2 separate regions of the Homo sapiens genome follow, and region 2 is linked to region 1. The links are chromatin loops, found by intact Hi-C in ENCODE. Cell type or tissue: endothelial cell of umbilical vein. All regions are shown on one strand.

Region 1 (2,500 bases):
AGAAAAAAATTTCTCCAAATCTCTTTTAATGTGTTGCCTACTTCAAGTTGAAAACAACTCCAGCTATTACTTCACTGAATTCAGTTCATAAAATCTCCAGTGATTACCCAAATTAGAAGAGAATCATTGAGTTGCAGGAACGTTTTCGCTGACTGCTTGAATTTTCATGCCATTGACTTGGAAAAGGTGGATTTGTGTTAGTCTTGTAAATAAGCTTTCACTACTGCACCTGTAAACTTGCCTAAATTTATGATGTGTAACTTGACGCTGGAGAAAGACCAAGAACACTGAAATCTGAAATTTAATGATTACCAGCTACAACAATGCAAGCGTTCACTGTCTAATCCAAATTATCCCACCTTGGTTAAGTTACGTGGCTGGAAAAAAAAATCAGGACAAAGTAAAGCTCTATCACACTGAAGAAGTAAAATTAAAAGTTAATTGGTCTTTCATAATTATTTCATTTCTTTAACTGAATATCAGAACAGAAAGTGGTCATAGGTACCACGTGGAAATTGTTCTATCAGATAACATAGGAGTTGAGGGCACAAAATAATGTGGTTATGAATGTGGATTCTAGAGTCAGGCTGCTTAGGTTCAAATTTTAGTTCTGTCACATATTAGTTGAATGATCTTGTACAAGTCACTTAACCTTTCTATGCCTCCATTTCCTCATCTATAAAATGCAGATAATAACAATACCAAACTCAAGGGACTTTTGTGAAAATTAACAGTTAAAAACCTTGTTGTGAAGCATATGAAGCAATACCTGGCACAATGTTAACTATTATTTATAGCTAAGGAACTTTGAGGCCCATTAACATAGGTGATTTGTGCTAGGTCACATGTTGGAACTAGCACCTAAGTCTCTCGGATCTCAGGGTAATGCAGTTTCCACTGGATAATGTGTCTCTGATAGAGAATGAAGAGGTATGGCTGGGCGCGGTAACTCTTGCCTATAATCCCAGCACTTCTGGAGGCCAAGGTGGGAAGACTGCTTGAGGCCAAAAGTTTGAGATCAGTCTGGGGAGGAAGGGAGGGAAGGAGAGGAAAGGAAAGAAAGGAAGGAAGGACAAAACAAAGGGGGTGTTTTCACAAGCTTATCTTTCCTTAGCTTATTTTTCAAAACCTACATGAAGTACCTTGAAACAGACGTCATCTTTTATATTCTCACTTATGGCCTTTGTTGGTCACTTTATTGGTCAATTAGTTATACTCTGGGCACTGACAGCTGCTTTTATGTGCTGCTCAAAGACTTTCTCCCCACTGTGTACTGGCTTTAGCCCAGCATATCTGTGCCTCCTCTGATTGGGTCACAGCTATGCAGGAAGCAGCAAATCAGGACAGTATGGAAACAAAGGAGAGGAAAACAAACAAACAGAAAGAATAAATCACGCAGGGTCAAGGAATTGGTAATCATGACATAAGTTTCCTTGCATGGGTAAATGGTTCTGAAAACAATTCCAAGAGAAAAGTTGCAAAAGTATTTTGAGGAAGGTGCTTTTTTTAAAAGGGCAAGACTAATTTAAGTGTATTAAGTATGGTATGTATGAAAAAAATAACACTTTCCATTTTCTTAGAGCTAAAGAATAAGAGAAAAACAATTGAAGAGGAAAAAAAGCAGTGTTCTGATGGTTACAAATCATTACTCCAAAATGATGTGTATAATTTTAAATTAAGATATGTACATGATCAGTTGTTCTATAAATACAAGGCTGCGTGCTTTTGAGTTTAGTTAACACTATCAATCAAAGCTTTAATGACTGTGTTTTTATTTTTGCCACTGTGAAATGAGATCAAAAGATAGAAAATAAAGGAATAACATTAAAGATTTCAAATATTATGTGCAATTATCAATCTAGCATCAATGACGTTTCTCTGCTTTCTATAAACCAATCATTTAAAAGAAAACGAAAATCTAGGCTTAAAAATACTTTAACTGAAAAAGAAATAGAAACAGTTATAAAGACTTGCTTTAGATTATAAAGTAAACTTAACGGTAATGAAGGAATTAAAATTCATATTCCCAGAATACTATTTTCTCCTTAAATCACAGAAAATAGGTCCAATGGTATAAATCCACTATGGAGAAAAAGCAAATCTAAATAATAGTAAAAATATTAGTGTGAACAAGCATTTCTAAAGAACAGTAAAACTATTCTTGAAATAATCATTACATAAAATATTGTTAATTATGGTCATTTTCTGCTTATAAAATATAAAAATGCTCTTTTTGATGCTGAAAACAAATACATTACTCCTCGGGAACACCAACAACATTTAATTTTTACAAAGAAAATTAAATACCCTTTTTAGTTTTTCGTTTTCTTCCATAAATTTTTTGGCAGCCTTGTTAGTATTTTCTGCTTGAGTTTTAAGTACACCTTTGTTTGACAGTTCTTTTGCCAGTTGAGTAATAAGCGTAACCAGACGTCTCAAAACTCTAAGAAAAAAAACCAGAATAATGTATTACTGGCCAATCACCAGAAACTTATTTTAA
Region 2 (2,500 bases), 1.1 Mb after region 1:
GATTTATTTTAGTGTTTAATATTGCAAGTGTTTTGGTCTTTATTTAGAAGTTTCATAATGTTTTTGTGACCAGAAATACGCCAAAGGAGCTTAACTCTTGTTTATATCAATTAGTCTGTGGCAAAATTGGTTTCCTCATATGTTTTTTCACTTAAAGTCAGAGTTTCCAAGAACCTGTCAATAATGTTAAGTGAGGACTTACTGATATGCATATATGTGTGTCTGTATATCTATATATATATGAACTTGGTATAGGCTAGTGGAGGCATCCCAAAATAGTGGGGAAAAGATAGGGTCTCATATGACATATAAAAATCATCTCCAATGGATTAAGTAACTAAATGGGAAGGAGTGAAATGATAGAGCTAACACAAAGGAAAAAAAAGCTAGGAGAACATTTGTGGTCTCTGAATGAGGAGGGTTTTCTTTTAAAAATCTAAAAAGCAGAAAATTTGTATCAAATCCAAGATTTAAGGTCATTAAGATGATGGTCATTATAGAGTTAGCAGGTAAGTGACAGTCTGGGAGAAGTTTTTTGTTTTTGTTTTTTTTTTTTTTTTTTGACATTATCCCCAAGTGCCAATGGATTATCAGCGAAGGAATTTCTAAAAGAGCAAGAAGAACCAGAAAAATGGTCAAAGTTTACAAATAGGCCAGTCTCAGAAGGGGAAACCCAAATGGCAGAAATATGGAGAATTGTACAATTTTCACCAGCAATCAGAGAAAGGCAAATTAAAGCAGGGAATCATCACCTTAAACGCATCATAGTGGTGATTATTAGATAGTTAAAGGCAAGGATTGCATTTAGAGGTGAAAAAGTGATATCCCTTTTTCTAAAAAGACACAGAGTTCACAGAGAAATGGGAACCCTTGGGCACTGCTGGTAAATTATAAAAAGCACACCCATCTGGGGAAGCCTTCAAACAGAGCTTCCCCCAGGTCCGCAAAGGGAACTGTGTGAGAATGTTCATGACAGTGTGCTTATGGCTACAGGGGACTGGAAGCCACCCAAGTGTCCACCGAATAGTAAATACGTAATATATGGCAGATGCATCCTGTGGGACATTGAGCTGTAGTTAAAAGCAATGAGATAAATGCATGCACGGGAACATGAATAAACTTAAAAACATCCTGGTAGATGAAAAATGTAAGAAACAGGATATGATTTGGCACCATACAATCCTAGAATCAGAACGACACATTCTTTAATATGTGCCCTGTATGGAAATTTTAAAAACAGAATTCATTCAAATTTCTGAGTAAATTGTAGCTGATTGCCTGCTTTTCTCAAAAAATTAAGAATATATTTTATTGTCTGCGTGTGTCTTTGCTGCTGAGTTTAAAACTTGAAGTGCACCCACAGTTCTTGGTGTTGTGCCTAACATAGAGCAGGCCTTTAGTAATAGTTACTACGATGAGCTGTTCCTACCCTAAATTATCACCTTATAACATTTAGATGTGAAAAAGTGACATGTCTCATTCTAGAAAGACACAGAACTGGTAACTATCATATTGCTCCCACATTTGTTCCTGAAAGTAACCAGAAATGATTTATGAGATTAAGTAAGGATAGTTGAAGGATAGTTTTTATTTGTGTTGAGTTGTTAATTCTTCAGCTCAGGAGCTGGCAAACCATGGACAACAGGCCAAATCCAGTCATTGCCTATTTTTATATGGCTAGGAGTTAAGAATGGTTTTCACATTTTTAATAGTTGTTATATAAGTACCTAAGTAACATCCTCAATTTTGCCTCTTGGCCTTTAAAGCCTGAAGTATTTGCTATCTGACCCTTTACAGAAATGTTTACCAATCCTTGCTGTAGTATATTTATTTACTGAACAAATAATTACTGAGACCAATGGTATACCAGGCACTGTGCTAAGTGGGGACAGAGCAGTGAAAACAAGAGGCCAACTCTCTTCTTTTATGGTACTTAAATTCTTGTAAAGGAGACAAATAATCAAGGTAAAAAAATATAGCATGACAGAAAAGTGCTATGAAGAGTAATAAAGCAAAGGGGAACAGAACGGTTGAATGAGGTGTTTTCAAAAAAACATGGCTTTTCTTTAGAAAACATTGCAACATGTAAACTTTAAGTAAATGTCTTATTTGTTAGTATAAGTCAAGTATAGTCATGCAGCATTTAACAAAGGGGGGTATGTTCTGAGAAACGCATCGCTAGGGGATTTTGTCATTGTGCGACATCATAGAGTGTACTGTACTTACACAAACCTAGATTGTACAGCCTACCGCACATCTAGGCTGTATAGTATATAGCCTATGGCCCCTGGGCTACAAACCTATACAGCGTGCTACTGTACTGAGTACTGTAGGCAATTGTAACACAATGGTAAGTATTTGTGTGTCTACATATGTTTAGACATAGGAAAAGTATAGTAAAATACAGTATTATAATCATATGAGACCACCACCATATATGCAGTTTGTCCTTGAAGGAAACTTCATTATGAGATGCATGACTATAATTTGTTTTCTGGTC

Evidence for each region. Hi-C counts contacts between places; a loop is a spot of excess contacts. Peaks named below come from ENCODE experiments on the same cell type or tissue, not always from the same donor. Only the 100,000 strongest peaks of a DNase experiment are listed, where the experiment ranks them.
Region 2: a loop joins it to region 1, with 13 times the contacts of the local background. A loop is called at or near these places in 1 of 110 quality-filtered maps.

The regions. Positions count from the first base shown.
Region 1 is chr7:107,595,810-107,598,309 of GRCh38, reverse strand. DUS4L-BCAP29 (DUS4L-BCAP29 readthrough) reads right to left here. Exons shown (of 13, transcript NR_163941.2): 10 at 2,308-2,443. It overlaps BCAP29 (B cell receptor associated protein 29), which reads right to left. Exons shown (of 8, transcript NM_018844.4): 5 at 2,308-2,443. Among named protein-coding and RNA genes, the nearest start is that of BCAP29, 17 kb to the right of the region's middle. In endothelial cell of umbilical vein, no CTCF peak of the experiment used is centred here; a DNase peak (open chromatin) is centred at 1,289; H3K27ac peaks cover 2,500 bases.
Region 2 is chr7:106,537,412-106,539,911 of GRCh38, reverse strand. No RefSeq gene overlaps it. Among named protein-coding and RNA genes, the nearest start is that of CTB-30L5.1, 60 kb to the left of the region's middle. In endothelial cell of umbilical vein, no CTCF peak of the experiment used is centred here; a DNase peak (open chromatin) is centred at 1,031; H3K27ac peaks cover 2,500 bases.